Regions from separate parts of the Mus musculus genome. Here all the other regions are linked to region 2. The links are chromatin loops, found by intact Hi-C in ENCODE. Cell type or tissue: left cerebral cortex. All regions are shown on one strand.

Region 1 (8,000 bases), 110 kb after region 2:
TTGTCTTGGCTTGCACGTCTCTGGTAACTAGTGAACTTGGGTGTCTTCTCCTGTGGTTATTACAGTCGACATGTCGTCTCTGGAGAAGTATCCACTTACAGTCTTCCTGTTTGTTTGAGTCACGTTCACTATTGAGCAGTAGGAATTCTTTATGTATTCTGGATCCTGCCACGCCTCTCCCTCTCCTGACAGTATCCCTTGTCCTTAGAGGCTCTCAGTTGTGGTGTGCTCTCACTTTCTCTTTCTTCTGTTGCCTGTTCTTTCAGTGTTACAAGAAATCATTTGAGCTGACTTGCACTCAGCTGTTCTCTACACCTTAGCTTCCTTATTGGTAAATGGGAATATACGCTATGACTCAGGCGGGGACCGACTCTCCAGGAATTTATGATACAGAATATGATACAGACAGGAAGCATAGCCAAGAGCCAGTTCCACACATAGAGGACTAATCCACATAAGAATGACATCAGGGGCTGGAGATGGCTCAGCAGTGACAAGCAACTGCTACTCTTCCAGATGACCAGAGTTTGGTTCCCAGCACCCACACTGGACAGCTCACAAAATGCCTCTAGCTCCAGGGAATCTGGTGTCCTCTTCTGGCTTTGGTAGACACACACACACACTCACACACTCACACACACACACACTTAAAATTTAATGGAATCACAAAACTTCCGTGGCTGCTGAGAGAGAAAGAACATGACAGCTAATAAAAATCAAGGAGGCCTTCCTGGAGAAGGTGCCATTTGCCTAAGCTTAGACAGATAACTACGTGTGAGATGCTTGGCCATACAAGGCTAGACAAGATAAGTTGGCAAGTACAGACCATGCTTTGCGTATTTATTGCTATGCCACAAACCACTCCAGAATCTACCAGTTAAGATAATTAGTTGGGAGCCGGATGTGGTGGCACACGCCTTTAATTCCAGCACTCATGAGGCAGAGGCAGGTGGATTTCTAAGTTTGAGGCCAGCCTGGTCTACAAAGTGAGTTCCAGGACAGCCAGGGCTACACAGAGAAACCCTGTCTCGAAAAACCAAAAAAAAAAAAAAAAAAAAAAAGATAATTACTTGGTTTCTTAAGGCTTTATGTGTTGATGACTCAGCAGAGAAGTCTTCTGCTGTCTCATGGAGGTTCTCATCCACTGCAGTCACCAGCAGCTGAGAACAGCAGCATCCTCAGTCCTCCACGGCCCAACACAAGGGACTCAGGGATCCAGGGTAGCAGCAGTTACTCAGTTTGACCAGATAGATGGTCTTGTATGGAGCTAGCAAAGTGGCCTGTTCTGTCCTGCTGGGTGCAGTGTTACTGGCATACACCACACCCGCTCACTGCTCACACATTCTTTGTGGTAGCTTTCCTGCTTTAGGGACCATGTAGGTATAAAGAGTCCACACAGTCTCTGTCTCTGAAGCTGTCTGGCCTTTTATACAAAAAAAAAGTGTCAACCGCATATCTAGGAACTCATTTTGGAAAGACAACTAGGGTCAAATTAGATAGAGCCATCTTGGCACTAAGTATGAACATTCAAATGAGCAGAGGAGAGTCAGAGGTGTAGGTCAGTGGAGGAGCACTGGGGTAGACTGTTTGAAGCCCATGTGCATGTCTCTCCCTCAGACACCCTCGTGACTGCTTCCTGAGCTCCTATGGGTCCCAGAACAGGTCAGGGTATAAGGAAGCAACGGGTGGAGGGAACGTTGTCCTTCAAGCTGGTGAGGAGGTTTGCACTGGGAGAGGAGCCCGGTGGCTTGTCAAGGCCACATGACGTCCGGCTGTGCAGTGGCTGTGGTGGTTTGCTACAGTGTCTTAACTGAGTGACCCTTGTCAGAGCAGCTCTTCTCACCATGTCATTTCTCCTCCTCACAGGTGGAAAGGAAGCGCCACATTGGAAACGATATTGTCACCATCGTGTTCCAGGAAGGAGAGGAGTCCTCTCCCGCCTTTAAGCCTTCCATGATCCGCTCCCATTTTACACGTATCCTGGGTCTTCATAAATGCTCCTGCCCACCAGCCTCCTGGGGCCTCCCAGGACATGTAATAGGCAGCGTGACACCCACCTGAGCGGCTAGTCTGACACCCGCCACCGGGCAGTGTGCCCAAGTGCTGCGTGTTTCTTTCTTGCCCGCCTCTGAGGCAGCGGGGAGGAGTCCTCGGGGACTGTTTCATTGTGTTTCTCAATTTATACACACACAAGATCCCTTCACCACACCCTCCACTACCCTCCCATCCTTCCCCTCTTCTGACCACCCCTTCTTCCTAACAAGGCCCCTCTGCTTTCTCACCTGGGTGTGTCCCACCTGTGTCTAACCAGGGATGCAGTTAAAGCCTACGCAGATGGTCATTTATTTGAGTGAGAGCAGCTCATCAGTAGCTACACCACTGAGAAAATGACTTTTTTTTAAATTATTTATGTATGTGAGTTCACTGAAGCTGTATTCAGACACACCAGAAGAGGGCATCAGATCCCATTACAGATGGCTGTGAGCCACCATGTGGTTGCTGGGAAATGAACTTAGGACCTCTGGAAGAGCAGTCATCCACTGAGCCATCTCTCCAGCCCGAAAATGGCTCTTTGTACCCCAGCAGCCATTAACTGCCTATAGCTCTTCAGGGAGGGGCAGGGCCTCAGGAGCCCCTCCCCATCCACAGTGGGATGTTGATGGGCCTAGGCCAGTACAGGTAGGCACTGGCTGTGAGTTTGCAGGTCAGAAGACAGTGTTTCCCAGCTCACTTCCGGCCTGCTGCCTCAGACCTCTGGGTGCTAGGGTTACAGGAGCATGCGACCACACCCACATTGACTTTCAGAATGCCTCCTCTTTCCTCAGGAAGTCTGTGAAGTGAGGCAAGCTTCCTATTATGAACTGGTAATGAACAATTGTGAAGGATAAGTAGTGACCCCTCTGGGAAGTGACGTCAACTATAAAATCTGTTGCCGCATGCCTGTAGTTCCAACACACTGAAGGCCTGGGCCTGTGTGTGTGTGTGTGTGTGTGTGTGTGTGTGTGTGTATCTGGGCATGCAGACTGACACCTGTAATTACAGCACCCGAGAGGCTGAGGCAGGAGTTCACTGTGAGAAATTATTCTAAGCCTGATACTACCTGCTAAGTTGAAGTATGCTGCGGCATGGTAACATTAACAATGTTACGCACATCGCCTAACCCTGCCCAGCTCACTGTCTGTAGATGCCCGTGGTGGGGCTGGCCCTCTCAACATTGCTCAGCCAGACAACCCCAGGGCATGTGTTCGTCCTATCTGCCAGACCTCAGTCACGGCCCACTTACCATGGTTACAGGCCAGGAGAGCCAATCTCAAGGCAGCGGCTCAGAAGGTTGGCCACAGTAAGGAAAGGACATCTAGTGGGCATTCTCAGAATGAAGTTGAGTCTCATTACTCCTGTTCCCAGAGACCCCGGGAAAAACACCGGGGGACAGACCACTGCGCATCAGGTGCCTGCCAATAAAACTGACTTGTCTCAAGTCAGACAACAGAGCTCACAAGGAGGTTTTTAAAAGTTGAAATGGCCAAATTTCTCCCACAAGGGTAGGGGTTATAATTAAGGTGAAGACACACCCTCCTTGGCTCCTCCTACTTACAGCATAATGTCCCCCATTTATTGGGCTGTGGCACTAATATTCCCCTTTTCCTGGTGACAGAAGGCTTCTCTGAGTGAAGCCCAGAAGACAAGGTAGCTAGATAGCTAGAGACACTTTAGGGTGCTCCCTATTAGACATTCTGCACACTGGCCTGAGCACATATGCAGGTGGTCGGTGTGACCTCATCCCGCAGAGTACAGGAGTGGCTGCACCCGAGTGTTGCTGCCTTCAGCCCCAGGCAGCAGCAGGGCTGGAGGTGAGATGTGAGAGCAGGCCAGAGGAGCACTATTGGGTGCGGCAGTTGTGCTCTTTGATTTATTTTTAAAGAGTTGTATTGAGATTGAAGCCCCATAGCATATCATTTGTCCTTTTTTCTTAAACGCTGGTGGAAGCCAGGTCTCCCACAAGTCCCGAAAGTGCTCTGCCACTGACCCACAGCCCGAGCCGCTCGTTGAGCTTCATCCCAAGCACAGGCGCCTCTGCTCAGCAGCTGCCAGCGGCTACACTGGCTCGGTCTGTTTTGTCTGCCAGAGGCAGGAGGAGAGGGAAAGTGTACAGCAGAAACATTTCCATTGTTTCCCCGTGTGGTGGAATAGATGAGTAGCCGGCGCCAGGAGCTGCTGCTCTGGTTCCCTGGCTGCTTGACTGTTTCATGGATTTCCTTATACACTCCCATGACAGCTGTGGAGGCTTCACCTAACCTTTTCCCAGTATAAGACCACACAGATGCTAACACTAGGCACAGGGCTCCCCTGTGTGTGTGTGTCCCTTGTAAAGGGGTGGAGTTTTGTCCCAACTTCAGAGCAGTAGGTACCTAGCCACAGGGAGGCCTGCTCAAGAACACTTCTGCAGGCAGGGTTCTCAGATCCAGCTCTCCAGTGTGAACATCAAGGGTATTGATGAGTTGCCTTGACTGTCCCCACAGATATTTTTGCCTTAGTGAGGTATGACCAGCAAAATGACAATTACAGGTAGGTAAAGACCTTGTCTCTCTTCTTGCTCTAATTCTAAAATTTGTGTCACCAGTCGGTATTGGCCCTCAAACGACCCTGATGTGCTTGCTTCTGGGGTTCATTAGGTGCAATCTCACCTTCTAGAATATTCTGTCTCTCTCTTCAGGGAAAGATTTTGCTCCATGTAGTATTGCTATGCACAGTAGGCCCAGGGTTCAGGGTTAGTTTGGTGTTTGTACTTTACAGGAGAAGTTGTCTGTCTGACCTTGGTCAGAGTGCCCCTTGCCTGCTGTCCTTCTGTTTCTCAGAATGAATTTATTAGAAGGGTCCTGTGAAAGTACTGTCAAGTTCCACCACTTAGGAGTAGAGAGGTCACACCTCAGCTCAGTCACTTACTGACTTTGAGGATTTGTGAAGCATGTCTGTCCCCGGGCACCTTGAGCCTAGTGTAGAGTAAGAACAGTCACCTCTGGCCTGCTCAGCAAGCCGTGAAATCCAGAGCACCCTGCCTGGTATGCAGCAGCCGTTCACTACTGGTTTTCAGTCTGTCCACAGGCTGGTGGGTTAGACCCTAAGGCACGGCTGCTTTCCTAGGAGAGAGCGCTCAGAGGTGACACAGGCTCCTCTGGAGTGAATCTTCCTCACGTATTACATAGGTCTCTGAACATATTGACTTGCAAAACTGTTACTGACCTTTGAAGAAGAGAGCTGACTAACTCTGGAATGTTCTCAACATAGGCTGAAAATATTTTCAGAAGAAAGTGTGCCACTTTTTGGCCCACCCTTGCCATCCCCTCCGGTGTTTACTGACCACCAGGAATTCAGGGACTTTTTGCTTGTGAAATGTAAGTTGTCATTTTGAAATGTGCTGTTGGTTGTTACAAGAATTTGTTCTCTATACTCTCCCAGGCCACTGCATAGGGAAGTGTTGTTAGACCATTCACATTCGATTCATCCATTACCCATGTTTAGTTTCTGGTAACATTGGGTAGGCTTTCTTCTGGGTTCTCATCTGCTCCTCACATCCTGCCCAAGGCTTTGCAACTTATCGCTTCACCACGCCGGTGCCACAGGCCTCTGGTCAGCCTGTGTGCCCTGGGGTTCTGATACCATCATTCTGAGTCTCCATCATTATATATGTGTGTCTTTGTGAAGGGGTAGGAAGCTATGGTTATGATTCACACTTAGGAACAGAGAGCTGCTGGGCTGTACGAGTGTGCAGGCAGATGGGTTGTGCATGGAGTGAAGAGAACCTTCCCACCCTGGGCCACAAGAGCTGGAGAGCCAGTGCGCATGCACCTCAGCTCACTGCTACCTCCCAGGGCCTGCCTCTGAGCTCTCCTGTCTGACAGACATGGGCCACACCCAGAGCGTGCCTGGGCCATCAGGACCTACTGATCAGCATCAAGTCACTTGGCTTCATCCACTGCAGACTCTTCATAGAAGTCTAGTCTGTCAGCCCTGGAGCTCTGGCAGTGCCACCCAGTCTGTGCCCTCTGCAGCCAGCTCCAGTCTCCTGCCAGACACAGCAGGGGCTGCAGCTGCTTTGCATCCACCTGCCCCTCATACCCACACACACACTGCCTAATTCTGTCACTGTTACCATGTAGTTTGAGAGAATTTGGGGAAGCTCCTGTCCTCTCATTGAATCCATCTTGGTTACCTGGCCCCAAGGTGGCATCAGTTGAGCCCAGAACGTCACAGAATCCCACATCAGTACACGCTACTCGGCTTCTAGTCTTCAATTGCCTTCAGAATTGGCCAAAACTAATGCTGCAGGCCAGGCAGGTGCTGGATGACATATTGTCCTTTCTTTGTATTCTCTTGTAAAGATTAACGTTATATGTGTATGCTTGAGTGTGTGTATGTGCTTGTGTATGTGGGTGCCCATGGAGGCCAGGAGAGAAGGCACTGGATTCTTCCCCTGGAAATGAGGTTATGAGCTGCCCAATGTGGGACTGAGGATAAAGCCCAGATCCTCTACTAGAGCAGGAAGTGGGGTGTTTTGTTGTTTTGTTTTGTTTTGTTGTTTTGTTTTGTTTTTTAGTCAAAGTCTCATTATGTAGCCCTGGCTAGCTTGAATTTACTATATAAACAAGGCTGGCCTTGAACTCATAGATCTGCCTGCTTCTGCCACTTTTGTGCTGGGATTAAATGCTTGGGCCACTAGCAGCAAGTGCTTCTGAGCCCCTGAGCCCTCTCTCCAGCCTCCGTATCTTATCTGCCCATCTCAGTGGCACTTGAAGGGATAAAATGTTACTTAATTCCGGTCACCAGATACATCCTACTCTCAGCCAAGATGGCTGACAGTGCTCGTCCCTCTGGGAGCCCCTGCAGAGGTCTCCACATGCTTTGCAACTTTCTCCTGGGGACGAAGCCATTAAGGCCGTGTAGCTGGGTGCCCCCCACATCATTAGCTCCCAGCTTTGGGCCACAGCAAGGTCTAGGGGGAAAGCTCTGCCCCCAGCACAAGAAGCAGCAGACTGCAAACCACTTGACAAAGGTGATGATTCTGTTCCTTTCTGCATTTTCAAAACATCCAGACCTAGAAATTTTCATGTGATTCAAGCCCAGGGCATCAAGTAGGAAGCAAGGAACAAACAGGGAGCAGTCGTTGCCTCCAAAGGAGTGAAGGAGCCAGGCCCAGTAGACAAGTGTTCTTGTCTATACCAAGTGATAGCACAGCTGGGACCCCAGGGCCTGTAGTGCTTTGACCCCAGAGTATTTAGAGGACAACATTGGGGACCCACTTGCAAGTGGAATCCATACATCAAGATGGAATAGCAAAAGCAGGCCTAGGAGTGGCACATCCTCAGCATCCTAGGGAGAAATGGAATTGGATTCAGTTGACCTGATGGTAAAGCTTTAAATATATCTTGGCTGGGAAGAATAACAGTGCTTTTATTCCTAGTAAGCTGAAGGATCTCTTGAGTTTGAAATCAGCCAGGCTACATTGTGAAATACTGACTTTAAAAATTATCTAGGAAGCTGGGCGTGGTGGTGCACGCCTTTAATCCCAGCACTCGAGAGGCAGAGGTAGGCGGATTTCTGAGTTTGAGGCCAGCCTGGTCTACAAAGTGAGTTCCAGGACAGCCAGGACCACACAAAGAAACCCTGCCCCTAAAAACCAATATATATATATATGTATGTGTGTGTGTGTGTAGGCTGCACAGGCAACAACACAATAGAAGCCCGAGACTAGAAGGCTGTTTGAATTCCACAGTGGGTTTAACAGAATAGAGGAAGCCAGCTAGGTTGAAAGATCCAAAATATCTCTAAATGGTTCAAAAAAAAAAAAAAAAACCCTCAGGTCTTTCCCTTCTGTCAAAATTAGTTACTTAAAATGTAGTTTTGGGGTCAGGCAAGTCAGAAGCAAGTGGAAATTTGTGAGAACCTGTCTAGAAAAGGAAAGGAAAGGAAAGGAAAGGAAAGGAAAGGAAAGGAAAGGAAAG
Region 2 (8,000 bases):
GGTGGTTTTTTGTTTGTTTTGTTTATTTTTTAATATCAATTTTCAGATGGAAAATGATCTGTAAAACTGGGAAGCCATTTATAAGCCAAGGCTGCTTTAATCTGCACGTGGCATCCAGAGCTTTGCAACCTCTATTGAATATTGCCAAAAGCACAGCTTCTCTTCTGTGTGACCCTTAAACTGTCCCTGTGTCATATTGATATGTTGGGTGATTTCATGTTATAAAACAAACAAAAAACCCACCCTGCACAAAGCCCTTTTGAAAGTGTATTTATTGCATAAACATTCATATGTCAAGTGAATACTTCTTATACCCCAGGCTCTACCCAGACTGAAAAAGGCTAGAAACAAGACAAATCCAATTTTGGCCTTTGTAGAACTTAACCAGTCAATGACCAAATAATTACCACCTCACAAGCCAACTTTGGCAAGACCCTATCTCTCCCCTACTCCTGAATACAATCGTGTGCATTGGTTCTTCCAGGAAGACCAGATTGAATGGAAATGTTGGGAGAGTAAGTTGCATTGAGGACTTGCTGGAGTCCCGACATGGGAGGCTGGCTGGCTCTAAGCAGCCAGATTCTGATCTGTGTTCAAGAATGGTTCCAGGGAAGACGCCAAAGGCAGGATGAGAGAGTAGGGTCTGAGTGCTTGCCGTACGCACAGCCCCCCACCCCGTTTACTCTGTAACTTCAGTGTTAATTCATATACAGTATGAGTGGGAGCTGCGTGTCCCTGGGAGCCGAGGACTTGGACTTTGGTCCATCTTGTAAGCTGCTGCTGCTGCACAAGTGTGTGTCCCATGGACAGCCCCAAATTGCCACTCACCGCAGCAAGGTGATAGGTCATCTGCCATTTTGGAAGGACTTTGACCATTCAGTAATGAAATAATAGTAATTCATTTATTAGTGAGGCATACTCTTTAATAAATTTTGTGCCAAAATGCATGGTTTCCCACTTAGCATTCAAAATGTTGTATAAAGAGTAGTTTTCAATTTCTTACATGTTCTTCCAAGTAAACTGAAAATGAGTTTTCACATCTTACTTTGTTTCTTGTTCAATCTGCTGCACCCCCCCCCTTAAGCTGTCTTTTTTTCCCAGCAGACCCTGCATGCAGTTGTGTGAGGACTTTTCTCTAACATTTGTAAATTGTCTCATCTGCAATAACCACTGAACATCATCCCTCCTTGGGAGTCTTTAGATTTTTGGTGAAGTATTTTGTTACCTCAGTCTTGTATCAAGTTGCTGTATTTTTCAGCTTGTTACACTGATAATAATTGTTTCACTAATTAAATACTTTAATGTACAGACATCTTTGTTTACTTTGAAATTAAATGTGTTTTCCAATGAATATCGTTCTATTTATTAGTGTCACATGCAGTCAATTTGACAGGCAGCTGCTGTGCTACATGCCTGGAGGAGCCCAGGGCTCTGCTGAGAGTAACTAGGATGTAAATATATAGGGAAAGAACAGGGACAATATTGTGGATCTCTTGGAGAGGAAGGCAGAGGGTCTGGGGATACCTAAGAAGACAGGGGGCCTTGAGAGTTTTCAGATCAGAAGTCGCAGAACATTAAGGAGGCTGTAGGAGTGGGGGGAGGGGGGTCAGGGAGACAGAGAGGACAGGATGCACATGGGGAAAAGCAGGCAACCCGAGATTACTGAGGGAGAGTTCCAGTCAAGGTGATAATCTGAAAAGATCTGTCAGGAGGAAGTCATGATGCATAAAGCAAACCCACTCCAGTTTGATTAGAGGTAAAGGAGAGAGGGAGAAAGCGAGGGAGGGAGTAAGGGAGGGAGGGAGGCAGAGAGAGAGCAAGCGCCAGCGAGCAGGAGCGCAGGAACTAGAGTAGATTGGGGATCTCAGTGGCAGCTCCCAGGCATACACACCCATTCTTGCTCCTGTCTCTGCTTGAATGAGACCAGAACCTTGTGATCGCAGTGAAAGAGCCCTGCTGCACAAATTAGCACACACCTACACTTTACCTGGGAAGAGGAACTCTCAATTGAGCAGCTTCCTCCATCAGATTAGCCTGTAGACAGGTCTGTGAGGGCTTTTGGTAGTGGTGGTGGGGTGCTGTGAAGGATCTAAGCCCACTGTAGGTGGTAGTATCCCGGGCAGGTGGTACTTGGCTAGATAAGAAAAGAAGGTGAGCAAGCCAGAGGAAAATCTGTTAAGTGCTGATTCAGTTCTTGAGTTCCTCACCCTTCCAGCTCCAAACTGTTGTACCTCGTTGTGGACTCCGCTTCAGCCAGGAAGACCCGCATCATCCAGGCACCCCTGAAGTGAGGAAGAGGCAACGTGGGCGGGGCTTGTGTAGGGCAGGGGAAGCTAAAGGGCTCTTGGGGCTGAATAGCCAAGGGACAAGAGACGCAGAATTGCTCCAAGTACAGACCTCAGTTTCTGCTTGGGACATTGAGCTCCTGCTCTGACTTCCCAGATGATGGGCTGTAGCCTGTAAGACAAATAAAGGCTTTCTTCCCTAAGGTGCTTTTGATCACAGCAACAGAAACTGAACTAGAAATAGATGGCAAAGCCATCCTTACTTAAACTCAGATGAATTTCCACACCCAACTACAGTGCAATGTTACAGAACTCAGATGATGCATCCGACTCGGGGAGGAAATGAGGGGTGGAGGTTAGAGCTGTCACAAAATTGGAAGGTTATGAATGAAAACCTGAACCCACAACTGGTAGACAACCAAAGCTCCCCTCAGCCTCACTGTGTCAGACCACAAACAGCCACCAGGAGACAGTAGTACCTCCTTTTGCTGACTGGTTAGATCCTGAGGTAGCGCAAACCTCATGGTGGACCCCAGTTCAGGCAGGAAGACCCGCACCATCCAGGCACTCCTGAAGTGAGAAAGAGGCGACATGGGCGGGGCTAGATAGGCGGGACTTGTAGGCGGGGAAGCTAGAGGGCTCTTGGGGTGGAATAGCCAAGGGACGAGAGAACAAAATTGCTCTAAGTACAGACCTCAGCTTCAAGAGAAAAGAGGCGGAGCTCCGGGGTTGGGGGCCATGCCTGTGGGCGGGATGTGGAGAAAGGCGGCCCCCAAAAGAAGGCGGTGCTACGATAGAAAGGACCAAGAGGTGCTGAGGTGAGGAGGGTCAGCAGAGAATCCAGCAATCGGAGCTGTGGAGCGGCGGGCCGATAGAGCGCTCTGTGCTGGAGGGGTAGGTGGGAAGGGCCTAGATCTGTGGGAATGGTAAGGAGCGGGAGTGATGGGCCGTGGACCCGACGAAGTTGAGGATCCAGTGGGCATTGGGAGCCTGCGTGCGCTACACAGAAGAACGGAGGGAGCGCGGGTAGAAGATCTTGGTGAGGCCAGTTCAGGAGGGGCGTGGCTGGAGCTGGTGTAGAGGCAGGGTGGGGCCTGCACTGGTCTGAGAAGGGCCGGAGAAACGGAGATCGTTAGCTCGGGGCGTGGCCTGTGCCCAGACTAGGGAGTGAGGTGGGTTTGGCTAAGAGATGGGGCGGGCCCTTGGCAAAGCTGAAGGGCAAAGGGACTGACTGGATAAGGGTTTGGGGTGGGGCCTGAGCCCACTGATAGGTAAGGCTTGGTACTTGGGGCGGGGCACGGGTGGAGCCTGAGCAGAGCTGAGAGGAGATCTGCGTGATTGGGGCGGGGCAAAGGCGGACAGGGGCGGGACCTGAACCTAATTCAAATAGACTGGGTTGGGGCGGTGAGGGGGCGGGGCCTAAACCCAGCTGAGTGGTGAGGGAGGATCTTCTAGATTAGGGGCGAGGCAGGGGGAGGGCCAAGGCCTCAAAAAGGACCAAAGGGAGTGGATTCGGTAGGAGATCAGGGAGGTTCCGGAGACTAGCTCCGGAGAGATGAGGCAAACTTCGCTAGGCTAGGGGCAGGGCTTAAAGCCAGAGGTTCGGAAGAGGCGTACCTGCTAGAATGGGGGCGGGGCAGAGGTGAGGCCTAAAGCCAGAGGCGTGGTTAGGCCGTTAGAGTAGGGGCGGGGCCTAAAGCCTCAGGCGTGTTCAAGGGACCTGATTAGAGTAGGGGCGGGGCTTGGACCCCGCGAATAGTCTGAGGGCGTGGTTAGGCTGGAGTTCGGGGCGGGGCCTGAGGTCCCAGGCTGGGCTGGAGTTTGGGGCGGGACAGAGGCGGGGCTTGGGTCCGGTGAGGGGTGCGGGGCGGGGCGTGGGCTGCGGCGCGCTAGCTGAGCGTCCGGCCGAACACCGCCGAGGCCCGAGCCCACCCGAGTGTGCCCGAGCCGTCGGCCCCCGCCCGGGGCGATGGAGCAGGAACCCGGCGGGGCTGCCGCTGCGCTCCTGCGGCAGAAGAGGGCGGCGCTGCGGCGCAGGGGGTGCAGCTTTGAGAGTCCCAGGTACCGTTGCCCCGGAGGGGTGCAGCCTCTAGGGGTGGGAGAGGGGAGTAGGCCACGTGGGGGTTGGCGGTGTGAGGGGACAGAGTGTGGCGAGGCCGCGGCGTGGGAGGGAGTCGGCGCAGAGCCCAGTAGAGCGGCCGGGCCACGCTGAGGGAGTGCCCAGCGGGAGGGCTAGAGACCTGTGTCCGGCCGGCAGATGATGTGGACGTCCGAAGCCTCGGCCCTGTGACAGGCCCTGCACACTACGGCTCAGGGAGGTCTTGGGCTGTGGAGAACGCGACCTGCCTGCTTCTAAATGCTCAAGGACAAGGTCGGAACCCCTAAGCCCCCAAAAGGACACCCTTTAGGCTTCTCTTGCTTTCTATAATCCATCCTCGCACCCCAAGTGCCTGGCCACCTGCTGCCTATGGCCCCGCCCATCTGTGGTTGGGGTGGGGGGCACCCTGCATAGTTCCTAGGTCCTTTCTCTTTCCCAGGTTGTCCGTGCCCCTCCCGGACTTACCTTCCTTAACTGGCGCCCTCCTGAGGAACCAGCCTGGCCGTAGGTGAAGCTTGGCTGCTGCCGGACACGCCCTTCCCTTTGCGGCTCTTGCCCATGCCTATCCCCGGCTTACTCCCACCTCCAAGGAATTCCTTGTAACTTGAAATGGGTCCTGCTTCCAGGTGGACTCATTCCTTTCAGAATGACTCCAGCACCACCATCTGGGCCAGATTTTCATCAGTATTCTGTAATAATGGCCTTAGGGAGGGTATCCTGAAGCCAACCCCCTTCCTCCTAGCCTACTGCTGCCTGCACCCCTGAGTTTTTAATTGCCATAGCATGGGTAGGGACGAGGAAGAGAAAAAAGATGTAGGACTCTAACCTCCACTGAGGTGGAAAAGAGAGTTCATTTGCTAAGGCACAAAGCAAACCAGCCAAGATCCTTAAAGGAAGGTGTGATGCCCTTAATTGGCCTTTCTCAGACTCAGTCCTTGACACACTGCTCCAGCAGTTCTGATGCTGTGTGGTAAGGACAGATATCAAGGCTGCTCTAGCCGCTGCCCTAGCCTCTTCCCCATCACCACAGCTGCCTCAAGCCTGGCCCATCACAGAGCCTGAAGGGCTTGGGCACTCCTCCCTCAGGCTGTAGAACTGCTCATCAATTCTTTTTGAAAGTCTTTCTTGAACTCTAGGCTTAGCTTTGTGTGATCAGCACCTGGGCATCTGCCAAGAAGGTTCTAAATATTTGTGTGGTGACCTGAGTGGAACATTTCCCTTCCATAGGAGACCCAGGCAGCTAACAATCTCTATGGCTTGAGCATGAAGAATAGGAAGAGGTATACCAAGAGACTGGAGCAAAGAGAATCTCTCAGGTCTGAGGCAGCCTGCTTAGGACAGTGCTGCTACAGAACTTCCGGACATGAAGGAATGGTTCTGTAATGCAGCCCATGCAGTCCGGGAGCCACAGACACCTGTGGCTGTGGAACACCTCGCCAAGACACCTGAGTGTTGAGTTGTGCTTAGCCTTCAATGCAAGTAACCACATTGATCCCAGCACTACCCCCTCAGCCAGCATTAATTAGCTTTCTCAGGCTCAGTCCTTGACACATCTGCTCCAGCAATTCTGATAAGAGCCTTAGGAGGACTGAGAAATGCGTACCATAGTGGACAGTGCTGGCATAAAAATTAGACTTCCTTCCCCTTTGTCTTCATGACCATATTCTTCAAGAACTGAAATGACTTACAAGCCTCCAGGTGTTTTTGTTCTCTGATACACCATGACATTATCTAGTGGCTTGTGAGATAATTAGGATTAGCTTTTTTTTTTCTTTTTTTCTTCTAAAAATAATTTATTGAATGAAATTTGAAAATGCAAGAAGAACATAAACAGGATAATTAAATTATTTTGATGGTAGTATTGATGATATATAGTCTCATATAGCCCTGGTTGGCCTGAAATTCACTATGTAAATCAGGCTGTCCTGGAACTCACAGAGACCTGCCTGCCTCTGCCCCTTAAGTGCTGGGATTAAAGACCACCACACCCAGTGGATAGTTTATTGATTCATAATCCCACTATAGATATAATTGGCCTTTTCTCCATGAATATTTATCATTTTAATTGACTTTTCACTCAGCACATCATAAACCCTGGAAGCAATCCTTACATATTCCTTAAAAATTTTTTTTCAGTTGCTGTGTGATCTCCTACTATATGGATGTCTAACTATTTTTAGCCTATCTTTTACTACTTTCACTCTTCCTAGAGATGCAGTTCATTTATGTATAGTCACTTGTGTGTGAAGACATCACTGGCCCATAAGATAAGATCATGAAAGTGATGGGAATTATGGGTCAGGACAAAAGAGCCTCTTAAAGTCTTCTGCAGCAGGATTCCAGAGTGCTCTCCTAGGCATTATTATTATATTTGCCAAAGTGATACCTTGTCATTTGAATTTCTTTATTTAGTAATGATGCTTTTCTCATAAATCATATTTTTTTACTTATTTTAAGGTATTTGTATATATGATCATCATTTTCCTTTGGAATATTTATCCTTTCCTAGTAGAATTAAAACTTTTTTTTATTTATTAAGGGGAATTTTGCGGTAAATATATAGCAGATTTTTTTTTCCAGTTAATTATTTGCCTTTTCACATTCTGTGTGGTGGTTTTCCAGTGAGTGTGTGTTTGTGTGTGTGCGCGCATTTGTGTGTGTGGTGACTATTGTCTTAAACTTTAGAGCCACTGATTTCTTCCTCTTGTTTATACTCATGTAAAAGAATCTCTTTACTTAAATAGATAGTCATCTACAATTTCTCCATGTTTAATGAAAATTTACAGTTAGCATATAAAGTAGTTCTCCATTATCTTTGTTGTTCTAAAAACAGCTTCCTTAATTCAGTAATCCAAATGACCTCATGATTCTGGCTCAGTGTCAGACCCTCTTATCTACATCTTGACCGAATGGGTGCATGGCTCCTTAGACCAAGCCCATTGATCCAGAGGCCTGCAGCTGTCTGAGAGCTTCTCGGCTGCTTTTGGAACATAACTAGGAGGGGAAGCCTTGCCACCTCTGTATGCCTCAGTTACTTCTCCTGGCCAACTGTATCAAGTTTAAACACCCTTGCCTCATGGTTAGTCCCTTTGAGAATGAGTGTTAGCCATATTTACCTACTCATTTTATCTTTGTGTGTATATGTGTGTGTCTACATGAGTGTGTACTTCTGCAGCATTAACAGTTTCACGGTTCTCTTTGCTAAATATCCTGTGTGAGTTCTGATAGCTGGTGTGCAAACACAGCAAGCTAAGAAAAGGAAGTGAAGGAGCAAGAAATGGCCTAGGGACTGGGCATCAGGCTGGTGGTAATGAAAAAGACTAGCTCTCTGTACTTGGAGGCATCAGGGAAGACACCCGTGCTGTTAAACAACTTGCCCTGAATGTGTTCACTGTGACTTTATAGACAGGCAGATCAGATGGTGGCAATGCACAAGGACCTGGGCTCAAGTTTCTGCCTTTGTCAATCAAGCAAGTGAATTAGGAAAGTTGCTTAGCCCTCTGTGAATCTTGGTTAACAAATTTTTAACCGCCCTGTATTGATGTGAGCTTTAAATGACCTAGTGTGTGAAGTGCTGCTACCAGGAGTGTGGGAAGCACTGGGACTGACAGCTGTGG
Region 3 (8,000 bases), 94 kb after region 2:
AGACTGTTGTCCCCACAGGAGATCTAGTGTCCTGTGCTGTAGTACACACCGGGGAGCAGTGAACTGTGAATAGGCAGAACCCTATAAATACAGAAGGCTCTCTGTCTTAGTGATAGACTTAATGACCAAGAGTTGGGAAGGAGCCGGGCGTGGTGACGCACGCCTTTAATCCCAGCACTCGGGGAGGCAGAGGCAGGCAAATTTCTGAGTTCGAGGCCAGCCTGGTCTACAAAGTGAGTTTCAGGACAGCCAAGGCTACACAGAGAAACCCTGTCTCAGAAAAAAAAAAAAAAAGTTGGGAAGGAAAGGGTTTATTTGGCTCATGCTTGCACATCACTGTTTATCACTGAAGTGAGTCAGGACAGGAACTCAGGGCAGGAACCTAGAGGCAGGAGCTGGTGCAGAAGCCATGGAAGGGTGCTGTTTATTACTGGCTTGCTCATCATGGCTTGCTCAGCCTGCTTTCTTATAGAACCCAGGAGCACCAGCCCAGGGATGGCCCCACTCACAGTGAGATGGGCCCTCTCCCACAATCACTAAGAAAATGACTTATAGCCACATCTTGTGGATGTACTTTGTCAAAGGGTCCCTCCTTTCAGGTGGCTCTGGCTGTGTCAAGTTGACATAATACTAGCTAGAACACTGCCCAAGCAACAGTATCAAGGAACTAGCCATGGTGTTTTAAATAAGGCAATCCTTCCTCGGTTCCAATGATTCTTCTGGATTCATTGGGACTTTCTGCTCAGATTTCACTTTTCATAGAAGGAATATAATTTGGAATATTAATACCATAGATAAAATTAGAACTAGAGGGGCTAGTGATATGGCTCGGTGGTTAAGAGCACTGACTGTTCTTCCGGAGATCATGAGTTCAAATCCCAGCAACCACACGGTGGCTCACAACCATCCGTAATTCCAAACAAACAAACAAACAACCTATGGACCGGAGCCAGTGGGGATGCTGGAGTGAGCAGAGGGCTGGAGCAGGCAGGCTGGAGCAAGAAGGAGAAAGGGAGTGGGGATTAGAACTAGGGACTGGAGAGGTGGGTCACCAGTTAAGGGCACTGGCTGCTCTTACTACAGAAGACTTGAGTCCACAGTTTCTAGCCTCCACACAGTGACTTACAACCATCTATAAATCTAGTTCCAGGGACTTCAATGCCCTCTTCAGATCTCCACAGGCACCAAACACACAGACATGCAGGCAAACAAATATACATATAAAATAAAAATAAATAGATTTTTTAAATTTAGAAATATTTTAACACCTAAACAAATAGAAATGACAAATGTAGCCTGTTTGTTTGTCTGAGCAGGACTGTGTCCTGAGGGAATCAGTACCTTAACTCTCCAAAAGGCAGCTTTCTCCAGTGGCACAGACTGAACTTGGGACCTAGAAAACTCCCTACATCCCTCCAGATCCAATGCTCATGAAAAGCTGATGTGTTTAGTGACTTATTCCAAAGTGGTCCATTGTGGGTTGGAGCTCAGTGGAAGAGCATTTGTCTAGCATGCATGATGGAGCCCTGGGTTCAGTTCTCAGTGCCAGAAGATAACAACTCAGAGTCATCTGTTAGGATCAAGTAGTCCCAGATCAAACTACCTCTCCTAAGCTATGAGACAGCTTCTGAAAACAGATGGATATTTTCTGCTCATCAAGGGCATCATCTGAGAAGCCTTAGACAGCAGGTAACTTCAGTAAATCCTGTCTTAGTTAGGGTTTCCATTGCTATGAAGAGACACCATGACCAAGGCAACTCATATTGGGACATTTAATTGGAACTGACTTACAGTGTCAAAGGTTCAGTCCATTATCATCATGGCAGGAAGCATGGCAGTGTGCGGGCAGACATGGTGCTGGAGAAGGAGCTGAGAGTTATATACCTTTATCCAGCTGCAACCAGGAGAAAACTGGATCCTCAGGCAGCTAGGAGGAAGGTCTCAAAGCCACTCCTACAGTGGACACACTTCCTCCAACAAGGTCACACCTCCTAATAGTGCCGCTCCCTGGACCAAGCATATTAAACCACCACAGAGCCCCAAGACAACTTTCCTGGAATGTCCACCTGAAGCAGAAGATTCTATATAATTTCTCATTTAAACTGGGGCTCTTTGGGAAGTATTAATAATAGCTGGACAGCAGAAAAAGGAGATGCAGACCAGGTTCATCATGGCAACCTGGAATCATGCTCTTCTCCCTATCAGTGACCTTGAAGGATGAAAATCTTCTCATTCCAGGATACCTAGATAATCCCATCCTGCATCCACTTTGCCCAATGACTTTGTAGTGCTTCATCCTGGCCTGATAACGTGTTTCACAACTCCATCCCCTCCAAGGCCTCAGCCAGGATGCTGGTAGCATGCTGCCAGGCTCAGAATATCATCCCCATGAAGTTTCTTAAAGTTTTAGCCACTGACATCTCTGTCTGCACTCTCAGCTTTGCTCAGTGCAGACCTGTCTTGTGAATACTATGCTATTGGGAAGAGTCAAAAGCCAAAAGACCTTGATCCCAGGTCTGCCTGCTGTTTGCTTATGACCAGCCTTGGCCAAATCTCTTGTTCCTGGACTTCTCTGTCTGTGGCCTGTGGGTCCTTTCTGGTCCTAATGAGCTGCTAGCATACCTAATCCTTCTGTCCTCTGCTTACTGTCTATTGGCTCAGTTGGACCCAATGCCAGGCTTCTTGGAAGCCTCCCAGTTAGTTCCTTTTCTTCACTGGTTCTTAGAGTCTGTTTCTTGGACCAGCAGCAAGGACATCTCAGGGAAATCTTTTTGATGCAAACTTCCAAGCCAGATGCAAGACCTACTGAGCGTGGAACACTGGGCTGGGAGCCAGCCATCTCCTAGCAACCCCTCCAGGGCTACCAATGCTGTCAACCTGGACACCAAGTATAGAGGGCCACTGCTTCACTGCTTCAGTCTTCCTATGACTACTCCAGAAGGGCTGTCTGCTAGACACATTGTTAGCTGCTTTTTGTGAGGGTTTAGAACAGAAGAGATGCCAACATCTTAGAGATGTGTGGCTGCTGTCATCACTCCAAAAACAGAAGAAGAAACATGAAGGTCATGGAAACTCAAAAGAGGTCGAACTCCTGACAGAACCACAGAGATTGGGGCTGAGAGATGGCTCGGGGTTAAGAGCAAATATGCTGTCCTCACAAGACCTGAGTTATGTTCCCAGCAGCTCACATAACCTCCTGTAACTCCAGCTTCAGGGGATCCAACACCTCTAACCCCACAGGCACACCTGTGCTCATGTGCACATGCTGACACACACACACACAATTTAAAATAATAAAAATAAACCTTTAAAAGTTTACCAAAAAAAATCCTGTTGGAAACTGGCCCACTGATAAAATGCAAGTGTCTCCGTCCAGCTTTGCTGTTTTACTTGCTGCTTATGCACAGCCATGAGTCACACTTACTCGTCTTCCCCACTGTCCCCAGCCTTTTGTTCTGCTCTACAGATTCAGTAGTAAAGTATGTGTGATCTTTTTTTTTTTTAAAGATTTATTTATTTATTACATGTAAGTACACTGTAGCTGTCTTCAGACACACCAGAAGAGGGCGTCAGATCTCCTTACAGATGGTTGTGAGCCACCATGTGGTTGCTGGGATTTGAACTCTGGACCTTCGGAAGAGCAGTCGGGTGCTCTTACCCACTGAGCCATCTCACCAGCCCAGTATGTGTGATCTTAATGGGAAAGAGATACATGTACATGTTCAAGATCAGAATTCCAGTGGGGACGGGGGTGTAAAGAGTGAGCAGTGCTGTGGTGGAGGGCTGCATTGAGAGGTGTCCTCTCTGGAAGTTGCTGATGGGGCTGAGGCTTGCCCAGCAGGGAAGAGCATCACCCCCAAGAACTAGGAAGCATTCCAGGTATACGGTCAGGTGGAAATGCCCTCCCTATGTATGTGTCTATCTAGAAAGCCACTGTTACAGAACAGCATGCATCTGTCTCCCAGGTGTACTGGGGACAGAGGAGAGTTCAGAAGCACAAACCTCAGACCTGGGTTTTCAGATTCCTCTTTTCCTAAGTGTGTGCATATGCTGTGTGTGCATGTGTGGGTTCACGTACACACATATACGGATGTCTTAGGTTGATGTCAGGACTCTTTCACTATCCATCTTCTACCTTATTCATTGAGACGGGATCTCCTAATCAAATGCAAGGCTCCCTGGTACGTCCACTTTTGTTAGCCAGCTTGTTCTGGGGAGTCCCCTTTCTCTCTGCCTTCCTGAAGTAGGATGGCAGGCACCTTCACAAACCTACCAGGCCTGTCTGTGGGTTCTAGGGATGTGAAGTCCAGTTCTTTGGGCATGTGTGGTGAGCACTTTAATCACTGAGCCACCAGCTCAAGCTGGGCTCTCAAACTCTTACTTTTGCCATTCCACCTCTGAATCCCAGCATCTTGCATTGACCTCTCACCTCTGGCCCCACTGACCCCCGACACCTTGACTGCCAACATCCAGAACCCTTCACTTAGTGGTGAATCAAACAGCCTTCTTGTATTGATAGTCTTCCAACAATGGACTCTTTTATTATTAAGTAATTCAGACATACACAAAGTATAGATAATAAAATACAAATTGCCTGCCTAGATTAAAGGCAATATCATTAGAAACCTAGAGTTCAAGGGCTGGAGTGATGCCTCAGCCATTAAGAGCATGTGCTGCTCTTCAAAGAACCCAGACTTGGACTGACTCACATCCAGTAGCTCATAACTGCCTTTAACTCCAGTTCCAAGGGATCCAGTACTGAATTCTAGCCTCCAAGGGTACCTGTACTTATGTGGTGACTATAACCACCACATAATACAGCATTATAATGAATTATGGTAATACAAACACATAAATGAAACTAAGTCTTCAAAAAGTAACAGTTTGAGGCCCTACTTCCTGCTCCCTGACTCCACCCCTCTGTCTACCTCTCTTCTCTAAAGCAGCTAACATCTCACATTGGCACTTGTCATTTCCACAGGGTCAGATTGTATCAGTTGTCTGCATAGTTGAGAACTATAAACTCAGACTGGGAATAGCCACTGTTTGCTTGGCTTGCTTTGTCTCTCATTCGAACATCTGGACTTGTTCAGATTAAATATCTTCAGGAATGGGGGAGTGAGCTTTTCATATAAATTGCCCACAATTTCCATATCTATTTCTAGAAGAGCCTACCAGACGTCAGCCTAAGATTGTTATGTTTGGCTCTCAGTTACAATTAGCTCCCCTGCTCTTCTGGGAACTGTTGCTGTTGCATAGATCAGAACATGGTGCCAAGCCCATGGGTGCCTGTGGCCATTTCTCAGAAGCACTACGATGCCCCTGCATGGACCTAGCATCCTCCTGATCCCATCAGTAATGAAATTCCAAATGGATTCGCTGATGCAAGCATGGATCACCTCGTCTCTATGCTATGTTGTAACCTACAAAAAAAAAAAAAAAAAAAGAGTGACTCTTGTTAACACTGGTCAGTACTGGGGCCAATGGGAGGAAAGAATCCCCCAAGTGTCCACTCTGCTGACCACAGTGATCCTTAATGGCAAACACTGTAGCTTATAACTAGGTGTGCTTTAGTGATGAAACTAACTGGTGTGTCTTTTGCTGTCTCGTTGTAAGGGCTCTGTGAATTTCAAATTTGGGGTTCTTTTTGCCAAAGATGGGCAGCTCACAGATGACGAGATGTTCAGCAATGGTGAGCAAGCATCCCCTCTGTACCCCCGCCAAGGGCAACCCTGCCTTTGACTGCCTTTCCCGCCGCTGAAACCAAATGTCTGCTTGGGCTGGAATCTCCAATACCAGGAGGCAGTTTACGGAATTTTGTAAGGTGGTTCTTGATCAGCTTCAGTCATATGCGTACGAGTCCCTGCAGTGGGCACTGGAGAACATAGCCAGGGGTGTGGGGAACACACACAAGTTTAGGAAATCTGGTTCTACAGAGTGCAAGATCTTCCCTTGCTGCTTCTGGCTGAGTTACTATAAAGACAGTATCATCTTCCTATATTTGTGTCTTTCATGTTACAACCCTGTCTATCATTGGGCAGAGCAACAATAGCCCCTTCATTCCTCAATACTGCATGCCCAAGGTCTGGTTCACCTGTCTGTTTGCCTTCCCTTGGGTTCCTGAAAATTACAAGACTTCCTTATAGCCCTTGGGTAAAAAGTGATGTGACCTCATGCTTTGATACTGTGCACATCAACAGCACCATTATCTGTGACTTCTTTATGGTTAAAAAATGAGGACCAGAGATTGACATCTGTGCCTTTTCTTGCAGAAATTGGAAGTGAAGCTTTTCAAAAATTTTTAAATCTCCTCGGTGACACCATTACTCTAAAGGGCTGGACAGGCTACCGTGGCGGTCTGGACACCAAAAGTAAGCATTCCCCTTGTCAAAATTAGTAACTTGTCAAAATAAGTAATTCTGTTACTTATACCCAAGAGAGGGAAACGAAAGAACCAGAAACTGGAGAGCCTGAGGATTATCCCAGGATGACACGATCAAGGTTACTGAGTCTATTTGTTGGCTTTATAAGACTAATCAGCCCTTGAAACCCATAGGAAGCACTAGGAGACACGATCAGCCAATACACAAATGAATGACATTTCCATCAACGAAGGACTACATCTGTTGTGGAATCTCATGAGGTTATAGAGCCTGGTAACATAGTCACAAGTGCAATTTGCCTCAGTGAGAGTCACACAGGAAAGTTGCCTTCCAACACAAGTCTCCATTGTCCCATAGCTGCATTTACCAATGAGCACCATCTGTATGCCAGAACCAGGCTAGGCTCAACATGACCCCTGCCTTGCAAGGAGCCTATAGTCCCCTGGATGGCACAAGCGCCAGTCACGTGAGTGACGGTTATGAAATAGCTTGGCAATCAGTGCTTACAGGATTGAGTTGGCGCAGAGAGTGCCACGGGCACTTTGCCGACTCTGGGGATTACAGAAGACTTCTCTGGGGGAACTTGGGAGTGATGAGTGGGAACAGTTGGAGAGTCTGGAGAAAAGAATTTCAAACAGGGAGCATCTGTGGAGTCCCTGAGGCTGAAAGAACATGGCGTGCTAGAAACTAAGAGAATGGCTTTCTGGCTGGAAGGAGCAAAGGGACCAAGAAAGTTGCAATTCGAATGAGAGACAAAGCAAGCCAAGCAAGCAGTGGCTATTCCCAGTCTGAGTTTATAGTTCTCAACTATGCGGACGACTGATACAATCTGACCCTGTGGAAATGACAAGTGCCAATGTGAGATGTTAGCTGCTTTAGAGAAGAGAGGTAGACAGGGGGATGGAGTCAGAGAACAGGAAGTAGGGCCTCAAACTGTTACTTTTTGAAGACTTAGAGAAGAGAAGAGGTGGCCCTGCAGGGAGTTTGAAGTCCCCTTGCATGTCACTGAGGTCCCCTTAGGGCAGATCTGCAGGGAAGATAATCTAGAGGGAACAGGCCAGAGGAGCCCCTAGAGAACCAGATCCCACAGTCTAAATGGGGGTAAGGGGACAGCTGTCGTGGCCAGGGAACAGCTGGCTGGCAGGGAGACAAGTGTATGAATTCCAGCACTGAGAATTCAGGCACAGGGTTCCATGATATTAGAAAGTGGAGATAGGGAGGAAGAAGGATTCTCATAGGGTCCCTGGATCTCTGGCCTGAAGTAGCTGGTAGAGAGCTGGGTTGGAAGGGAAAGCCCGGGAAGCAACGAGGTGGATGAAAGAGACTAGATGGCAAGCTCAGGCTCTAGCTGAGGAGCATTTCCAGCAGTTTGGGTTTCTGTGTTAGTCGCTTTGTTTGATCTTCCGTCAAACCTCAAAGAAAGTCAAGCAGGTGACACAGGCTCTTGTAGCCTAAATGTGGCAGACTTTCAGTCCAGGCAGCCTGACTACCTAACAGCTTTTCTTCCTAGAGGTGCACACAGATTCAGAGCATGACAGCCATGTGTGAGGAGGGCTGTGGAAAGGCCTTGGTTACCACCTTCCCCCTGACATGCTTTTTCATGTGTGTGATGTGTTC
Region 4 (8,000 bases), 54 kb after region 2:
TTCATTCCTCTTAGATTGAGTATATATGAGGGTAGTGGGATCATTTGATACAAGTGAGCCTCTAGAACCACTCCCTCAACAGAGTTTGTGGAGAGGGCAGGCAGTCTCCGAGGAGGCCAGCTTACACAAGAGTAGTAGTGGGCTGCGGAGGGAGCTGAGCAGGGAGAGACTTGCACTTAAGCATCCGAGTTTAGATCCTTTGCACTTCACAACAGATGTGGCAGCACACACTGTTAACCTTTGCCCTGGGAAACAGCTACAGGTGGGGCCTGAGGGCTCACTAGCCAGCCAGCTTAGCCAATTGATGAAACAGATGCAGTGAGACCCCCATCTCAAAAAATCAGGTGGTAAGAAGTACGGGAAGACACCGATGCCCACCTCTGGCTTCCATGCATGCATGCACACGCACACTCACACACCAGCGGAATCTGCCCTGGAAACCTCCACACACACACAAAATGGATCCACGACATTCTCTCATGCAGTAAATTGTTTAAAAGCATTTCCTGAACCTTTCTTCCCCTGCTAGTGGACTCTTAGCCCTGCCACTTCAATTGGTCCCGTAAGTAAGGATACAGATCAGTAAGCCTTGCCCAGCTAGGCATCCTAGCTTTTTGTTTGCTCACAGAACCCTGTACTAAGCACAGCAGCAGCACTAGTCTCAGTGATACTAGTTGAAGAATGAGAGTTCTAGCTTGAGAGAAACTGGGGAGCAGTCTAACTCATGAAAAACAAAAGAGAAACCAAGCCCCCTTGACTATCACCAACACAGACTCATTAGCTTGCTGGCCATCCTGCCTCAACAGATGCCATTTTTCTTCCTGATGGATTGCAAGTCCAGTTTCTCCTGGCAACCGTCCAAACAAGGCATAGCTAGTACCGCATCAACCATCTCTCATCACTTTCTATGGAAATCTGTCAGGGGCGGCCAAAGATTGTTTGTAGCTTTTATTGATCTGTTCTTGGCCTTTGACTGGATAGACAGGAAACTGATGTGGTAGAGGAGATAAATGGTGTGAGCACAATATAGACCTCTGCCCAGTGCAGTCCGGCTGCAGACTGTCATGCACCACTGTCTCTTGATGCTGCTGGGAAGTCACCATCTGCAAGTGATTTCAAATGAGCATGAGTCTGAATATTGCCCATTCCTTTTGCATCATGTCCTAGCAAGTGAGCTCACACTCTCTGTATGCATGCAGCTCTGCTGTGCAGGAAAGAAGCAGAGAGATTCTTGCTTCCAAAGGTGGCAGGGTTTTATGGTTAGGAACTCAGAGTGGCCTCAAAAAATGTCTGGCATGTGTGCTGTCTGAATAGTTGGCAATGAACCTGTTCTGAATCTTTCATATTGAAAAATTCTCTGAGTTTTCTTGTTGTTGAATGTGTTTGTGTGTGTGTGTGTGTGTGTGTGTGTGTGTGTGTATGTGTGTGTGTGTGTGTGTGTGTAGGCCAGAGGTCAACATCAGGTGGCATTCCTCAGGTTCCACACTCCTTGCTTTTTAAGACAGGGATTCTCACTTGTCCTAGAACTTGACAAGTGGGCTAGGAAGCCCCGGTATTCCTCCTGCCCATGTCTCAGTGGGGATGGAGCACAGGCGCATGCTGCTATGTTCAGCTTTTATTATTACTGTTGTTGTTGCTATAACATTTTCAGAAAACATATTGTGAGCATATTTCCCATGCCCCAACTCCTCCCAGATTCTCCCCACTTCCCTGCCTACCAACATCATGTTCTTTCTTTCTCTTTCTGTCAGAAAACAAAAAATGAAAAGTGAAAGTTAAAGTGAAAACTCAATAAGACAAATCATACCAAAACAAAACAGAAAGCTCATGTGCACACACGCACACACACATATACAACACACACATGCACATGTACACAACACACACATGCACATGTACACAACACACACATGCATATGTACACAACACACACACACAAAGGGAGTTCACCTTGTGTAGACTAACTATTCCTAGGCCTGGGGCTTCCCCTAGAGTGTGGTTGATATATCTAATGACACTCCTATGGAGAGAACTGATTTTCCCTTTTCAGCAGGTTTCAATTGCAAATAGCTTCTTGGTTAAGGGTGGGACTTTGTGTCTGCATCCCTTTCTCAGTGCTGGGCTTTGTCTGGTTTGAACCTGTACAGGTCTTATGCATACAGCCACCGTCTATGTGAGATGACATGTGCTTCACCCAACCCTCTCAAGTCTGCAAGACAGTGGTTCCTTGGAGTCGTCCATTACCGCTGACTCTTACAATCTTCGATCCTTCTCCATATAGATTTCTGAGCCTTGAGGGGAGAGGTTTGACAGACATCCATTCAAGGCTGCGAAGCCCCTCACCCGCTGCACATTGTGCAGTTGTAGATCTCATTTTATCATGTTCCTTTAGACAGTAACAGTAGCAGGTTTTCCCTAGGCCCAAGACCTAGCCAGTCTTTGCTTCTCGGTTCTCGACTACTTGGCCCGTCAGGTGTGAGTTGCATCTCATTAAGTGGCCTTACTTCCAATATTAAACACACAGTGTCTGTCAGGCCCATACCATAGCCCACTATTGCACTGCTATATCCTGTGCACTGCTTGCTTTCGTAGGTCAGGGATCACAGCTACGTGACACTAATGATTACTGTCCCCTCTCCAGTAGTGTGTAAAGCACCTTCCAGTCCCACGAATGCTGTCTACAGGGATGCAGCCTCTAGTTGGGCACCAGCTCCGTTTCTCCATATTTAAAGACATAACTACATAATGTTTTCAGCAATAGAACTTTACCACCAGGTTGAGGAGGAAAAAAAAAAACCAATACCCTTGACAGTAGCCTATGATGTTTGGGGTGAGAGTGTCTGTGGGACCCCTTTGTCCAATGACTCATCAAGATGTAACCCATTGCCAGCACTGGAGATTTTACTTGGTGACATAAGACATCTAGTTGGGCGCCTAGCTTTTTTGAACACCACTTCTGGGGAGCAAACACAGATTCCCCATGCTTGCTTAGCAAGCACTTTTCTGGCCAGGCTGTCACACAGCCCACCCTCAAATTTTGGTGAGGAGTCATCCGTATTTTTGCTCAGACACAAATATAAACTACAGCTCAGGGACTGATGTACAGAGCCGATCCTTTGCTAATGAGTAACTTAGCTGCTGGTTCAGCAGCCTGACAGAGCAATTTTGTTCTGTGTTTGAGCTGATGATGCCTGCTCTTTATAGGGAAATTGTGGGAATTTTATGAGCAAAATCATATTCCACGTAGCATGACCAAATTGAGAGATTAGAGAAGGTAACGGCATATTTTTATCCCTCAGGAATATCAAAAATTAAACATTTTACAACTAAAATCCCCATCTGGGCAGATGTTCTCCAGTGTATCTGGCTTATGTCTGAGCCTTATGCAGCAGGTCAGCTCCCTGAGGGACCTCAGTTTTTAAAGTAGCACTGGAGGGGGCTTCAGATGTCTTCTGTTGTGGCTATGACTTGACTTTGCTATTATTAGTTCTAACATTTATTAGATGCTTTCCATGTGCTATGCTGAATGTTAGAGATGCAGTTGCATAATGGATGTTCTCAGACAACTAGATGAGGTAGGTGTTGCTTGGCGGTGCCTCATCTGTGGTTGACAGAAAGCAGGTGTGAGTCCTGAATGGGTCCCATGCACTAATGGTCTGAGGCTCCACAGCTAACACATGGCAAAAGTAAATTTTAAACCCAGGTCTGTGTCTTAGGCTACAGGTCGCATTCTGAGGGCAACAATTGTTACTCCAGTTCCCAAGGCTCTGACGCCCTCTTCTGGCCTTTCTAGGCACTGCCTGTATGTGGTGCATATTAAGGGATTTCTCTCTTTACAGTGGCTTCCATTGTCTTTTGTGGCTTGCTTACTATATCACACATGCTAACCTTACCCTCTTGTGCTGTGTGTCTAATTTTATCCTCTAACTAAAATGTATTTCCATAAGCTGCCTCAAACCCCCTTTAAAACATGAGATGAGACATAAACAAAACTGCACTTTCTTTATCTAGCCCTGAGCAGCATAGTCCTTCTGTCTCCCACTGACACCTGTCTGGTGGGCAAAATGGCTTTGACTCTTGCTGCACCAACAACCACACTACTTTTCTCTACAGTACAATTCGATGACTCGTTTTTCCAGGACCAACAAAACGTGAGATTTAGCATGAGATTTAGCATAGCACCTGAGCAGCCATTTGGTGACCGTCTTGAGCACCGAGGCCTGGTTAGTGACATGGATCGCTGAGGCACAAGACTATACCAGTAGCTGCACACACACCACGTAAGAATACCAGATGATGTCAGCCTCGAGATTGTTACCCCCAGGACAGCAGGGCCAGGCTTGATTGCTACTCGCCCTACTCCCTGCCTTCTGTTGGCCTCGTGTCACCCACGCTCTTCCCCAGGCCACAGATCTCTCCTGTGTGTTCTGGTTCCCTCTTCAGGTCACGCTTTCTGCTCTGAGCCTCCTTGGCTCAGCCCTGTCTCTGGCTCGTTCAGCTTGTGTGGTGTTCTTTGGCTTTGTGGCCTTTCCAGTGGTAGGCTATGGTGCCCTGCTCTACCTTAAGATCCACTTTCAAATTGTGATCTGTGTGTCAAAGCTTATATTTCATAACCCGAGATAGAGACTGCAAACACTTTGCTTATTTGGTTAGTTCTTCAGTATAAGAAGTGGAATATATTGCCGGGCGTGGTGGCGCACGCCTTTAATCCCAGCACTTGGGAGGCAGAGGCAGGCGGATTTCTGTGTTCGAGGCCAGCCTGGTCTACAAAGTGAGTTCCAGGACAGGGCGACACAGAGAAACCCTGTCTCGAAAAACCAAAAAAAAAAAAAAAAAAAAAGTGGAATATAACATCTTTCCACTTGGATTGTCTCCAAACAGTCTCTCCTAATGCCTGTTTGACTGTACCCTTGGGCTCCCCCATTGTGTGCCTGGTGTATTCTGTCCTTCATGTGCCCACTTCATGCCTGTGTCCACTTGCAGATCTGTGGCCAGAGTTTAGCAGTGTGGATCACCAGTTGTGACCATAAGCAAATTTTTAAAAATTATTTTTATGTACAGGTGTGTGCCTACTTGTCTGTACTATATGCATGTAGTAGCCTCCAGAAGCCAGAGAGGGTTCCAGTGCCCTGAAACTGGAGTTACAGGTTGTGAGCTGCCCCGTGTGGGTGCTGGGACTCAAGCCCAGGTCCTCTGCAAGTACAGAAAGTGCTTAGTCACTGAGCTGTCAGTGCAACCCCTAAAAGCAGATCTTTGACTTGGCAGAAATAGGTGATTGCCTTGTACACAGCTCTAATGAGAAGAAAGTGTTTTCAGTTCTGAGTGACTCAGAAAAGCTCCACATTCTCTTCTAAGTTTATGTGTCTCTGCCGTCAAATCCGTAGAACTTGACAATGTGCCGCGGACATGAGAATGGCAATTGCTCTCTTACTTCATATGATGCTGTTAGAAATGGCTGACAGAATATGTCTTCTTTCACATGGACTCTGAAAACAGAGCTGTGGGCTCTCAGAAGTGCAAATGTATTTAGTGTATTAACTGGCCTTTGGCAGGCATCTTGGGACCTGGTTCCCTTAAGCCAAGACCCTCTCCTTTCAGCTTTCTCCAGACTCAGGGCACAGCATCATCTTCACAGGGCAAACATACTCATTCCACAGCCCCAGGAGCTTTGTTACCTCTTTGTTAGAGATCCCCATGCCCCTTTTACCTACTAAGTAAATTTAGCAGCAAAAACCGTGACAGAAAAAAAGCCCATTGTCTCCTACTGTTGACTGGTGGATCAGAAAAGACCCACAGTTTCACACCCCAGTTACTGCTGGATGGAATAATAGTTCACAGTGAATTACTTTACTCTCTTAATAAAAGCAGGTACTGTGGGGATCATGTGCTTCTTGGCCTGCACTTTTTAGTTGCTTGGTTGCAGTTACAACTATGTCACTGTCTCTCAGACAGCTCAAACTGAGCTGCTCCATAGACTCTCCGGTGTTTCAGTCAGGGAATACATTTCAGCCATTCTCTTGAATTCTCATCCTAAGCCACACCCCAGTTCTCTCAGGGAGGAGGTGACTTCCCTCCTTGCTTCTTTTGATGTGGCCCTTCTTGCCCCCACCCAAACTGGTCCTAACAAGAGCACCAAAGGCCTTTTTGCTGTTCACTTCAGTGTACATAGCCAAAGCCATTGGTCTTTTGGGTGCTTTGTATATGCAAACTAATTGAAATGTCACAGGACCCACAGCGGCATCTTCCCTACCTTACAGAAGAGATTACTTCTATTCTGAAAAGCTAGCTAACTTGCCCAAGGTCACATAGATAGTAAATGACAGGCTGCCCACTCCCCCAGACACATAATTTTTCTGCAGTGGATTGTATTGGTTTTAAATCCCATGATTTTGGAGCTGGAGAGAGATGGTTTACTGGTTAAGAGTGCTTGCTGTTTTCCCAGAGGACCCAAGTTAAGTTCCCAGCAATGATGCTGGGTGGCTTACAGCCACCTGTGACTCCAAATCCAATATCCTCTTCTGGCCTTTGGGAGCACCTACATGCTAATACATAGACATGCACATGTACATAAATAAAATAAAAAGTAAATCTTTAATAAAAGGCAAAGTACTGTGATCTTACCCCGTCCCAGTACTCCCTAAACTTTACAATACACAACAACAATGTGCTTCAACCCTGCATTCCAATTCACTGTGTCTGGAGTAGACTGGCGTTTTTTTTTTTTTTTTTTTTTTTTTAGGAGATTCTGATTTGAAAGTGACAGTTATTTTCTTACATGCTTCTTGCCTAGTTTCCAGCATAGTTAGGGATAAGGACGGAGAGAGGTGTGTTTCTCACACTTCCCTTTTGGATGCCGTCTGTTTCATTTCCTCTTTCTTTGACCTGGCCTTTTTTTTTTTTTTTTTTTTCCTGGCTCCCCTGACTTAAAAGATCCCATCAAAGTTCTGGATAAACTGAGATCTAGTTTATCTGCACCCTCAGCTGGAATTAACAGAAGTGTGGGGCTTTGATGTCCTTATTGCTGTAAGGAGTACTTGCCCTCACCTACAGTTCTAGCAATATCCTGATGCTTTTGGCCAAACAGGGACCAGCATCGGGCCCTCAACATCGTGCTCCCAGGCAGTAAAGCTCACGTTCCAGGGCCTCTACCACCTGCTCTTATCCATCATTCCCAGACTCCAGCAAACAGCCCTCTACCTATGACCATCACAGCCTCTCAGGTCTCCTCATACCCCAATCCTTCCAGAATGCTCTTCTCCTTGTGCCTCTGCCAAGCCTCAGCTCTTCCATGCACCCTTCCCTATCTGTCTTAATGGACCACTCATCTTCTACCCTCAGGAACCTTGCATCTCTTTGCATTTCTCCAGGATGCCAGTCATATTTTGCCTTGTAATAATTTGCAGACATTCTTTAACTTGCCTCGCATGGGGACCACTTTTTCACTGTATCCACAGCAAGCTCCAGGCTCACTGCCAGATGCCCATGTAGTGGCTAGAGCATGAGTTCTGCTAGAAATCCAGTGTCTGGAGGGTTCTTTCAGTTACGTTTTATAGTATTTCTTACTTTTGTATCTATGCATGTGGGCATAAAAGTGGATATACTTCTTAATACCCTTCTGTGGTTCGGAGAAGAGTACATGCTGGCTATAGGAGAGTTTGAAATCACTGAAAAGTACAGAAAGGACAATGAAGTGCAGCTTTAACTTCCTAGCCTGCAGGTAGTCACCATGAAGACTTAGTGTGTCTCTTTAGCAATCACATTAACGTACAACATAGGCTTCTGTATTGTCTTCTTCTTTACTTAAAAACAAATGTCATCTTTTGAATAATGGGCACTCTTCCACCAACAGCAGCACTGTCTCCTCTCTAGATCGCTTATTTCTTATTTATGTCTAATTTCATTTGCTGGCTGTGACCTTTTTAGAATAAGAATCAAGGTGCCAGGGAAATAACTTTGTAAAGTACTTGCTGCATAATTACGAGGTCCTACATTCCACTCCC

Evidence for each region. A loop is a pair of places that touch in the nucleus more often than their neighbours do. Peaks named below come from ENCODE experiments on the same cell type or tissue, not always from the same donor. Only the 100,000 strongest peaks of a DNase experiment are listed, where the experiment ranks them.
Region 1: it touches region 2 in a loop (2.1-fold over the local background); 9 of 42 quality-filtered maps call a loop at or near these places.
Region 3: it touches region 2 in a loop (2.2-fold over the local background); 9 of 42 quality-filtered maps call a loop at or near these places.
Region 4: a loop joins it to region 2, with 2.1 times the contacts of the local background. A loop is called at or near these places in 4 of 42 quality-filtered maps.

The regions. Positions count from the first base shown.
Region 1 is chr2:33,020,055-33,028,054 of GRCm38, reverse strand. It overlaps Garnl3 (GTPase activating RANGAP domain-like 3), which reads left to right. Exons shown (of 30, transcript NM_001355200.1): 13 at 1,867-1,975; 14 at 4,521-4,566; 15 at 5,287-5,393. Among named protein-coding and RNA genes, the nearest start is that of Slc2a8, 42 kb to the right of the region's middle. In left cerebral cortex, CTCF peaks have their summits at 2,448 (motif pointing right), 3,362 and 4,177; DNase peaks (open chromatin) are centred at 361, 2,096 and 4,171; H3K27ac peaks cover 313 bases.
Region 2 is chr2:33,126,770-33,134,769 of GRCm38, reverse strand. It overlaps Garnl3 (GTPase activating RANGAP domain-like 3), which reads left to right and starts at 4,151. Exons shown (of 30, transcript NM_001355200.1): 1 at 4,151-4,346. The coding sequence starts at 4,255. It overlaps Ralgps1 (Ral GEF with PH domain and SH3 binding motif 1), which reads left to right. Exons shown (of 20, transcript NM_175211.5): 20 at 1-1,351. In left cerebral cortex, CTCF peaks have their summits at 2,748, 4,320 (motif pointing right) and 5,061; DNase peaks (open chromatin) are centred at 2,989, 3,644, 3,969, 4,882 and 3 more places; H3K4me3 peaks cover 3,018 bases; H3K27ac peaks cover 1,616 bases.
Region 3 is chr2:33,032,402-33,040,401 of GRCm38, reverse strand. It overlaps Garnl3 (GTPase activating RANGAP domain-like 3), which reads left to right. Exons shown (of 30, transcript NM_001355200.1): 10 at 5,617-5,692; 11 at 6,273-6,371. Among named protein-coding and RNA genes, the nearest start is that of Slc2a8, 54 kb to the right of the region's middle. In left cerebral cortex, a CTCF peak has its summit at 3,514 (motif pointing right); DNase peaks (open chromatin) are centred at 2,795, 3,371, 5,143 and 6,936; H3K27ac peaks cover 4,433 bases.
Region 4 is chr2:33,073,234-33,081,233 of GRCm38, reverse strand. The region is part of intron 3 of Garnl3 (GTPase activating RANGAP domain-like 3); the gene reads left to right. Among named protein-coding and RNA genes, the nearest start is that of Garnl3, 53 kb to the left of the region's middle. In left cerebral cortex, a CTCF peak has its summit at 3,783 (motif pointing left); a DNase peak (open chromatin) is centred at 3,759; H3K27ac peaks cover 914 bases.